Regions from separate parts of the Homo sapiens genome. Here region 1 is linked to region 2. Evidence: read pairs that join two places in POLR2A ChIA-PET (ENCODE). Cell type or tissue: PC-9. All regions are shown on one strand. Links, peaks and the distances in the headings refer to the core of each region. The heading gives the core; the rest is flanking DNA.

Region 1 (5,379 bases), core at 180-5,179, 270 kb before region 2:
GTGTGCTACTACATTCTTCTAGGCTATCTGAAAAGCTCTGAAAATGTTTGTGTTAAGAACAGTGACTTAAGACTATGTATGTAGTATTTTAGCTTAATAGGAAAATATGTTTTTCTTTTATGTATTTTCTTTATGTAATTATTAAAAGATGTGAAGTAGTACAAGTGTCTAGATATATGATTCCATAAAATTCATTCCTGTAAGCAGCTTGCATTATAAAAATCTCACCCAGGAACAAAGTGTGTGTCTTTACACATGACTTTACTAAGTTTTGTAGAACGTTAAAATAGAGATTCTGAGTAGAATGTAATCAGTTCCTAACCACGAAAATGCTATTCTGCAATATGAAATGTCTCCCTGGTTCAGAGCTAATCTCTAACAAGCTAACAGAATGTTAACATTGTTTTTTAATATAAACTCTAATTCACTTTCGAATTTCACCTCTATATTATCACATTGATTTTCTTCTTGTAAGGCCAAATAATGTGAAGTCAAATAGTCTTTCTAGGTTTTTTTTTTTTTTTTTTTTTTTTAAGACAGGGCCTAGCTCTGTCGCCCAGGCTGGAGTGCAGTGGCTGGCACAACCTTGGCTCACTGCAACCTCTGCCTGCTGGGCTCAAGCCATCCTCCCGCCGCCTCAACCTCCCAAGTAGCTGGGGCTACACGTGCGTGACACCATGCCTGGCTAATTTTTGTATTCTTTGTAGAGACCGGGTTTCGCCATTTGCCCAGGCTGGTCTCAAATTCCTGAGCTCAAGTGATCCACCCACCTCAGCCTCCCAAAGTGATAGGATTACAGGTGTGAGCCACCATGCCCAGCCGTCTTTCTAAATTTGTTGGGATTATTAATTATTTTTATTTATGAACCAAGTGTTTTGATGTAACTTCTTGGTCTCTGAACTCAACTTAGGTCAGTTGTCCTGAACAATCTCTCTTTCTCTGTTTGCTACGTTTCTTTCTTTTCTGTCCTCTAAACTCTAAATGTTTTTTTCAGCATATACTGCCTCTATAGAAGTGGTCCATGAGGCGGTCTGGGTCAGGGCAGACCGCTCAGGCTTAGTAGAAGACGGGGTCAGACTAACTTCTCTTGAGAAAGAAACAGGTTACTAAATCTTGGAGGGCTAGAATTTTCCACTCTATAAACACAATTCTAGAAGCATCTAATACTCTTCAGACATCTTCATCTTTCTTTTATTTATCTCTATGATCACTCAAATTCTGAATACCTGAAGTTGATTTAGATACATATAAATGGTCAATTGCATACTTCCCTCCTTCAATTCACTTGATTTCTTCTTTTGCCCCCTATAAGCAAAGCCTTCTTATGCCGCTGGTTCCATTTTCTATGATTAGTGTCCTGTTTAGATGATTCAACATTTTTTTTCTTCATCATTCATTCAGCACAGACGTTTGCAAGGTTCAAGGATCTGAGTACTAAGGGGAGTACAGACATTTATAAAATATGGTCGAAATCTTTGGGGAAGAGTGGAGGAGGAGAGATAACACTTGAACTCGGCTGTAAACGTAACTCTAAAACAAAGTGGAAAGCTGTCAGTACTCTGTGAACTCCTTTCCTCTCTCTCAGGGGAAGAGCCTGCATGTTCCACTCCTCCCATTTCCTCACTTCAGCTTCACTGTGTAATTGTACCTGGAACAGAGCTCTTTCTCACAGTCTTAAAACACACATCCTCTTTAAACCCCCATCTCTTTAATTCTTCTTCCATTAAGGTGAGAAAATGTCATCTATTTCTGTATCTTTCTTCCTTCTTTTGCTCTATCCATATGACACTAAGTGATTCAGGTCATGGTTTACAAACACAGAGCAGTATTGATGATATGCCTCTCCTACCTGTACAGTCATGCCCCACATAACATTTCAGTCAATGACAGACCACATATATGACGATGGTTCCATAAGATTATAGTGGAGCTGAAAAATTCCTATCCCCTATGATGTCTCAGCACAATGTGTTAGTCGCATGTTTGTGGTGATGCTGGTGTAAAACCTACCTCTGCTGTGCTGTCAGTTGTATAAAAGTCAAGCATGGGCCGGGCGCGGTGGCTCACACCCGTAATCCCTGTAATCTGGGAGGCCGAGGCAGATGGATCACCTGAGGTCAGGAGTCTGAGACCAGCCTGGCCAACATGGTGAAACCTCGTCTCTACTAAAAATACAAAAATTAGCTGGGTGTGGTGGCAGGCGCCTGTAATCCCAGCTACTCGGGAGGCTGAGGCAGGAGAATCGCTTGAGCCCAGGAGGCAGAGGTTGTGGTGAGCCAAGATCGCGCCACTGCACTCCAGCCTGGGTGAGAGTGAGACTCTGTCTCAAAAAAAAAAGCCTAACATGTACGATTATGTACCATAATGTGATACTTGACACAAAACGATGATGTTACTGGTTTATGTATTTACTATAATATATCTTTTATTGTTATTTTAGAGTGTACTCCTACTTATTAAAAAAAAAGTTAACTGTAAAACTGGCTCGGGCGGGTCCTTCGGGGGTATCCAGAAGAGGGTGTCGTTCTCATAGGAGACAACAGCTCCATGCTTGTTATTGCTCCTGATGACCTTTCAGTGCGACAGAATGTAGAGGTGGGATATTGATGATCTTGACCTTGTGTAGGCCTAGGCTAATGTTCATGTTTTCTTTTTAACAAACAAGTTTAAAAAGTAGGATAATAAATTTTAAAAATAGGAAAAGCTTATAGAATAAGTGTATAAAGAAAGGAAATGTTTTTGTACAGCTGAATAATGTGTTTTAACCTTTGTTACAAAAGATCAAAAAGTTAAAAATTTTAAGTTTATAAAGTAAAAGTTACAGTAAGCTAAGATTAATTTACTATAGAAGGAAAAAATTTTTTAAATCAATTTAGTGTAGCCTTAGGATACAGTGTTTATAAAGTCTCCAGTAGTGTACAGCAGTGTTCTAGGCCTTCATGTTCACCCACCACTCACTCTGACTCACCCCAGAACAACTTCCAGTCCTGCAGGCTCCATTCGTGGTAACTGCCCTAGACAGGTGTGCCATTTTTTTTTATCTCTTATAGCATATTTTATTCTTTTTCTATGCTTAGTATGTTTAGATACACATATACTTACTGTGTTAGTATTGCCTACAGTATTTAGTACAATAACATGTTGTACAGGTTTGTAGCATAGGAGTAATAGGCTATACCATATAGCCTAGCTATGTAATGGGTTATACCATGTAGGGTTGTATAAGTATACTCTACGATGTTTACACTACAATGCAATTGTCTAATGACACACTTCTGAGAACATATCCCTGTTGTTAAGTGACAGGTGGCTGTATTTGGAAATGAAGTTATATGTACTAAAAACACATTGTCACTGGCCTTTAAGAGTGACAAGTGCCCGGTTTTCCCCAGAAACCTAGCACCAGGTCATCATCTCCATCTCTTTCATGCTTTAATTAAGCCAACTTTCCGTTTAGCTTCAAACACTTCAAGGAAATAAAAGAGGTTCTTTCAATGATTCTCTTGTTTTGATTAGTTATCAATATTATAGTAGCATAGGTTTCAATTTTTAATTGTTGCAAAAGTGTAGTGTTTCAATGGTGAAGTAATTTCTGTGGGCTGTCTGCAGTGCCACCATTTATAGCATTTATGTCTTTGGAAAAACGTATTTCAATTGCCATATGACTATAAGTTGTGGGCTTTCCATCTCTGGAGATATCATACTTAAATACTTGCCTGTTTTTAACCTTTCTGTTTTCAGCCTTGGCTACCTTCAAAATTGTGCTGTCATGCACTGCCAAACTGGTTGGCTGTCCCATGAAGATCAAATTCCATGACATCCATGGCATTTTTTATGGAGGTTTCTTTCTCTGGAAACTTTTCTTCCCCCAATCCCTGTTAAATCGAAGTTTAACGGTTTTTCAGGGCCTTGTGTATAATATCACTCTTTGTAGAATTTCTTTAATCAAAATAGCAAAAGGAAACATGTTTCTTGGTTCATTTATCTTAGTCTTGAGTGGGTTTGTGTGCATGATCTAATATCTTCATTATGTATTAAGGATCAACTGTATGCCAGACTTAGTGCAGGCATTAGCAACTTATTCTTAGGGAGCATACAGTGTGCTGGAAATGAAACAAAACAAAAACCAACAGGCACAAAATCATTACAGAACAGGTAAGTCTTATTGTGAAGTGACAATAGTGATAAAAACGAAGAAGAGGGAACAATCATTAATTAGGAACCAAATGTTATAGTATTATTCTAGTATAACTCAAGTAAGTGTTTGATTGTTGTTACATGTTCTGTCTATGATGTATATGTTTTAGCCTATATATTAGGAAATGCTTGGAGTTGTGTTTGCTGTTTACAAGAGGTTTCCCTACTTCTCAGAGAAACTTACCAATTTTAGATATGTACTCTTTATATTACTTTATTTTGCTTTTTGGGACAGAGTCTTGTTTTGTCACCTAGGCTGGAGTGCAGTAGCACAATCATAGGTCACTGCAGTCTTGACTTCCCAGGCTCAAGTGATCCTCCCACCTCAGCCCCGCCGCCGAGTAACTGGGACTACAGATGTGCACCACCCTGCCTAGCGAATTTTTATAATTTTTTGTAGAGAGAGAGTCTCACTACATTGCCCAGGCTGGTCTCAAAGTCCTGGGCTCAAGTGATCCTCCTGCCTCGGTCTCCCAAAGTGCTGGGATTATAGATGTGAGCCACCATGCCCAGCCAGGTGTGTATTCTTTATAATCAGAGATACTCTATGATATAATTGTCAATATTTTTATTTTGGGGGGTGACAGTAAATGAGTATTTAGCAATATTCTCTGTTCCCCTGAAATTTGTAATTTTTGGTATATTTACTTAGGAGAACCACGGACCTTTAGAGACCTGAGTCCAAGTGTGAATTGAAGAAAAACACCTGTATGTTTTCAGTAGGCCTATAGACTCCAACTCTTTTCCTACATTTATTTTTTCTTACTACGGTCAGTCTTTTGTCCCTCAGGTCCTCCCCATTATCACTACCCATCCCATAGATGAGCTCTGTTTCCTTATATTCAAAACAAATATTCTTCAACTGAGATTATCTCTTCCTTGCTACCAGTTCACTGCTGATTTTACAGGTTAGCTAAGTCTAGTGAAACTGCGGAGTCTTCCAAAGCCAGGTGGATGAATGGATTATGCTGTGGTCTAGGCTAGGTCTTGTTGCCTCTATCTGTTTCACTTTTGTTCCCTCTTTTTATGTTGAAAGTAGTATATGCTTATTTAAAATAATGGAGAATATGAAAAAGTTAGAGTCTTATTCTTGTCACTCAAATACAATTTTTGTTAGCATTTTGTTGCATTTTCCTGTCATTTTCTCATTCGTGAGTGTTCAGTTTTTATAAGGTATATTAC
Region 2 (5,379 bases), core at 152-5,151:
CTCTGAAAACTCCTGAGGCCCCTGTGGATACATAGCTGGACATCTGGCCAAGCTCAATAGTCCCCTGTTCTCCAGTTGCTCGTTTTAAGAATAATGGCCATGGCCAGGTGCAGTGGCTCACACCTGTAATCTCAGCACTTTGGGAGGCTGAGGCGGGAGGATCACCTGAGTCAGGAGTTCAAGACCAGCCTGGCCAACATGGCAAAACCCTGTCTCTACTAAAAATACAAAAACTAGCTGGGCGTGGTGGCACGCGCCTGTAATCCCAGCTACTAGGGAGGCCGAAGCAGGAGAATCACTTGAACCTGGGAGCCGGAGGTTGCAGTGAGCTGAGATTGCGCCACTGCACTCCAGCCTGGGTGATAGACTGAGACTCCATCTCAATAATAATAATAATAACAGTGGCCATAATTTATGGAGTATACTCTGTCAAACCCCCTCCCTCAAAGTGTTCTTATTATGCCATGCCATCCTTGAACCAATCCTAGAAGGTGGTGTTCTAACCATCATGGGAGCCAGAACCCCAGCAGACAGAGGTTAAGTGAATCATCCACGGTTATGCAGCCACGCCTAGAAGTGGCTGGTGGCAGAACCTGTATTCACAATCTCCCGTGGCTGAGCCCCATTTCCCCACACCTCCAGGCTCTTGGGGAGCAGCAACTCTCCTGCTTCCCGCCCCCCACCTTCCCCAACATAGTGCCAGCTGGGCGGCCACAAGATACTTAAATCAAGGCTGTGGCTTACTCAGTGGCTGCATGCAGTTGGTGCCATCTAAATGCTAGATGACTGAGTAACTGAACAGGATTGAATGCAATCTTTTACTTGGAACAATAAAGTGCAATGTTGAGAGTAGGAGCTCTGGAATCACTCAGCTATATGACTTTAGGGTACTGACAGACCCAGCTGAGCCTCAGTTTCCTCACCTGCAAGATGGAAATCGCCATTGTGTCTTCCACACAAGGTTACTGAGAGAATTTCTGCGACGCTGGGTGTGATGGGCTTGGCTCCGTGCCTGGCACACATTTTGCAGTCAAAAATGTCAACTGCTGCTGCTCCACTTTCGGGGTAGAGCTGGGGCAAGCATATTCTCCCATTTTAACAGTGAGGAAAACTGAGGCCCAGAGAAACCACTTTCCCAAGTTCCTGCAGGACTTGGACTGCAACTGCAAATTGCTGATTCCTAGCCTGGAACCTTTAACAACAGGCCAGCGCTTCTCATCCAGTCAGTGTGGATAGAGGCAGTGGAGTCAATGGAGGAAAATATTTTTCTAGACCTTACAAAAGTTTCTGATCAGCAAGAGAGCAGTGTCCTCTTGGAAAGATAGTACTCTCATTTTTCTACCCCTGTGAAGGAGGGATTAATCAAGGAGGCCTTACAGGAAGAGGTGGGCATCAGAGTAACCTTGTCTCCTTAAAGGAGGAAGACACTGTGGCCCTTCAGGGGAGGCTGAGCCTGTCTCTCCAGGGTGACCTGCCCTGTTAGCCTTCCAATCCTGGAAGACCTCCAGCCTGGCCTGGCCTGGGGTCCACAGGCTGTACCTGAGTGCTGTACCTCTATTCCCCTGTTTTCCCCCATCCCTTCCCAATGCAGGGCTTTGGGAGAATCTCCTCCAAAGCCAATTTCTATTTTTTTTTTTTTTTTTTTTTTTGAGAAAGAGTCTTGCTCTGTCACCCAGGCTGGAGTGCAATGGTGCGACCTTGGTTCACTGCAACCTCCGCCTCCTGGGTTCAAGCGATTCTCCTGCCTCAGCTTCCCGAGTAGTTGGGATTACAGGCGCCTGCCACTGCGCCCAGCTAATTTTTGCATTTTTAGTAGAGACGAGGTTTCACCATGCTGGCCAGGCTGGTCTCAAACTCCCGAACTCAGGCGATCCACCCTCCTTGGCCTCCCAAACTGCTGGGATTACAGGCATGAGCCACCGTGCCCGGCCCCCAAAGCCCACTTCTGTCACCTCACTCCTGTCTGCTCTCATGGTCAAGTCCTAGCTTCTGCACCTGGCATCCCAGGCAAGGCCCCTGCACCTGGCCCTGCCCTCCTGCAGCCCCTACTGACCCGTAGCTAACATTGCAGCAGCTCCCCGCCCTCCACTACTCCCCTCTTCTGCTGTTTCTCCACAGCCTCCTCACCAGTCAGCACACTATAGAGTTTACAGATTTGTCTTCATTGTCTGTCTCCCACTAAAATGTCAGCTGCAGGGATTTGGGGAGGGGGAGAGGAGGGGTCTTTTTCATCGTGCTCAACAAATACTTGAGGGAATGACTGCATGATCTCCACCCTCCTGCCACTGCACACTCATGCCAGGCACCTTTACCCTGATGCTGTTATGCCCTTGCCCTAATGTCCTCCCGATGCCTTTGGCTGAATCATGCTACCTCTTGCAGAAAGGCTTCCGGGATTATACCTGCCCACAGCCCAGCCTCCCCTCACTGACCTCATCACAGTGCAGAAATCCCCAAGCTCAGGTGGATTTCAGAGGAAGAAGGTGGACAGGGCAGGCCAGCTCCTTGGGGCTGTGCAGGGACCAGGTATGCATAGCCCCAGGCTTGGGAGGCTGGGGCTCCTGTAACCCACCAGCTTTGTCCAAGGGTGGGAGATGAGTCCTATACTTTCTCCTCTTTTGACCCTAAGATCCTTTCGCTCCAAGTTCAACTTCAGGTAAACCTGTGGCAGGGGAGCCCACAGTTGAAGTAGGAGGTGTCTTGTAGCCCAGGTGGACTGCTCAGCTCTAGGAAGGCCAGGCTCTGACCCAGAGACTCTGCAGCCAAGGCTCTGCCCTAGGGGCTTCTCATGAGCTGGAGGTTCAGGACCCCCTTGACCTTGGAATCCTTCCCTGAGCATTCTTTTTTTCTTTTTCTTTTTCTTTTTCTTTTTTTTTTTTTAAGACAGAGTCTTGCTCTCTTGTCCAGGCTGGTGTGCAGTGGCACAATCTTGGCTCACTGCAACCTCCACCTCACGGGCTCGAGCCATCCTCCTGCCTCGGCCTCCCGAGTAGCTGGGATTACAGACACACACCACTATGCCCGGCTAATTTTTTTTTTTGTATTCTTAGTAGAGACGGGGTTTCACCATGTTGGCCAGGCTGGTCTCGAACTTCTGGCCTCAAGTGATCCTCCCGCCTCGGTCTCTCCAAATGTTGGGATTACAGGCGTGAGCCACCGCGCCTGGCCATCCCTGAGCATTCTTGAAAGAAGCTGTCACCAGGCAGGCTGTGCTTCCCTGGGAGCGCACAGATGGGAGGGAGAGAGAAAATTCTCTTCACAAAGAAACCCAAGCTGGGGAGGCAGGTGAGTGAAAACCAGAGAGATAGAAGGTGAGATGACTCAGGTGTTGCTGTGGTCCTGGCCCAAGCACAGGGCAGCAGGGGAGAGGTGCCCTGAGGCTGGATCTGGGGCCATGGGCCCTCGGGTGGAGAACGTCCTCCTCAGAGCAAGCTGGAGCCACTGGCCTCAGAGGTCTTCAGGGCCCAGGATGGTGGCGTCTTCTTCCCTCTGGCTCCCCTTCACTGGGCCCATGTAGTCCCCACCTTCATGCATCCTGGGGAATGGGGAACTGGAATGGCTCCCATGAACTGGAATGGCCAGCCTCCCTCAGCAGTAAAATAGTCTCTTGTGCAAGGATTAAATGGCATATAATACATAAAATACACCTTGCCTGGCACACAGTGGCACTAAGTCATGTCAGTGCCTTGCCCCACACCCCTGGTGGGCACCATCCCTGCAGATTTTCCCATGGTCACTTCTTCTAGTGAAGTCGGAGTACACAGAGAGCCTCTTTGCGTGGGGCTCCATGGAGGAAGAGGGATGCAGAGGGCTTGAGACCCCTCGCCCTGCCCAGGAGGGGTGAGTGACTCTTGCACCTGTACCTTATCCAGTTTGGGAAGTCCCTTCACTTCCCTTGGCCCCTATTCACCCCTAGCTCCTTCTCAGCCAGCCTCCTCCAGCCCAGCCCTCCTGTCCCTGGAAACTCCTCCAGGCTCCTGCCCTCCTACAGCAATCGCACCCCCCACCATGTCCCAGAGCACAGTCTCTGGGCTGCTCCCTTCCATCCTGGAGGTCCTGCAGTGTGTGGTCTAGGGCCAGGTCCTCAATCACTGCGCCTTGTTTCCTCATCTATTATTCCCTTATCGTTACTCTTCCCTGGAGATACAGGAGGGGAAATGTTGTGCTCATCAAATAGTCACTGAGTTCCAGAGGGGTATAGGAAGCCCATTTATTAGGCCACACTGTCCTTTTAAAATTTCTACCTCCAGCCGGGCACAGTGGCTCACGCCTATAATCCCAGCACTCTGGGAGGCTGAGGTGGGAGAATCGCTTGAGCCCAGGAGTTTGAGACCAGCCTGGGCAACATGGAGAAACCCCGTCTCTACTAAAAATAGAAAAATTAGCTGGGCATGGTGGTACGTGCCTGTAGTCCCAGCTACTTGGGAGGCTGAGATGGGAGGATCATCTGAGTCTGGGACGTGGAGGTTGCAGTGAGCTGAGACTGCACTACACCACTTCACTCCAGCCTGAGCCACACAGTGAAACTCTGTCTCAAATAAAATACAATAATAAAATAAAATAAAATAAAATTCCCTAACAAGAGCCTGATCACCAGGTGGCCTGTTTACAGGAGACCAGCCCCATGGCAGCATGTCTGTGAAATGGTAGATTTTGTGTGGTCAGAAGGATGTTTAAGCTGTCAGGTAAAGTTAAAAGAGCTTGAAAGACTGGGTGAGGTAGCTCATGCCTGTAATCCCAGCACTATGGGAGGCTGAGTCGGGCGAGTCACTTGAGGCCAGGAGTTCAAGACCAGTCTGGCCAAAGAACTTTGGTAGAGACGGGGTTCCGTAGAGATGGAACCCCATCTCTACCAAAAATACAAAAAGTAGCCGAGCATGGTGGCACACACCTGTAGTCCCAGCTACTTGGGAGGCTGAAGTGGGAGAATTGCTTTAACCCAGGAGGTGGAGGTTGCAGTGAGCAGAGATTGTACCACTGCACTCCAGCCTGGGGGACAGAGCGAGACCCTGTCAAAAAAAAAAAGAGCAAGGAAAGAACCATGTGTTACAGCACCACCTCTTCGGCTGAACATTGTCTTTAACAGACACACATGTATACATATACACTAGCGTGGGCATGACATTTTTTTCTGGCAGGCTACCTGAGAAACTATTAAGCGGTCACCTTCAATGAAAGGTTGGGAAAAGAGGGGAGAGTTTTATCTTCATTTTATACTTTTTGTTTGACTTTCCTACCATGTGAATATATTGTTATTATTTTTTATTATATTTTATTTTTGAGACAGAGTCTCGCTCTGTCGCCCAGGCTAGAGTGCAGCGGCGCAATCTCGTCTCACTGCAACCTCTGCCTCCCGGATTCAAGCAATTCTGGTACCTC

The links. Peaks named below come from ENCODE experiments on the same cell type or tissue, not always from the same donor. Only the 100,000 strongest peaks of a DNase experiment are listed, where the experiment ranks them.
Region 1: POLR2A ChIA-PET joins it to region 2 with 5 read pairs; 4 of 35 experiments call an interaction of 5 or more read pairs at or near these places.

Annotation. Positions count from the first base shown.
Region 1 is chr2:43,470,577-43,475,955 of GRCh38, reverse strand. All of the region lies in intron 26 of THADA (THADA armadillo repeat containing), which reads left to right. Among named protein-coding and RNA genes, the nearest start is that of THADA, 120 kb to the left of the region's middle. In PC-9, for the core only: no CTCF peak of the experiment used is centred there; no DNase peak of the experiment used is centred there; H3K27ac peaks cover 185 bases.
Region 2 is chr2:43,204,744-43,210,122 of GRCh38, reverse strand. No RefSeq gene overlaps it. Among named protein-coding and RNA genes, the nearest start is that of ZFP36L2, 19 kb to the left of the region's middle. RefSeq lists an enhancer at 1-50. In PC-9, for the core only: no CTCF peak of the experiment used is centred there; DNase peaks (open chromatin) are centred at 562, 2,392 and 3,272; H3K4me3 peaks cover 437 bases; H3K27ac peaks cover 3,664 bases.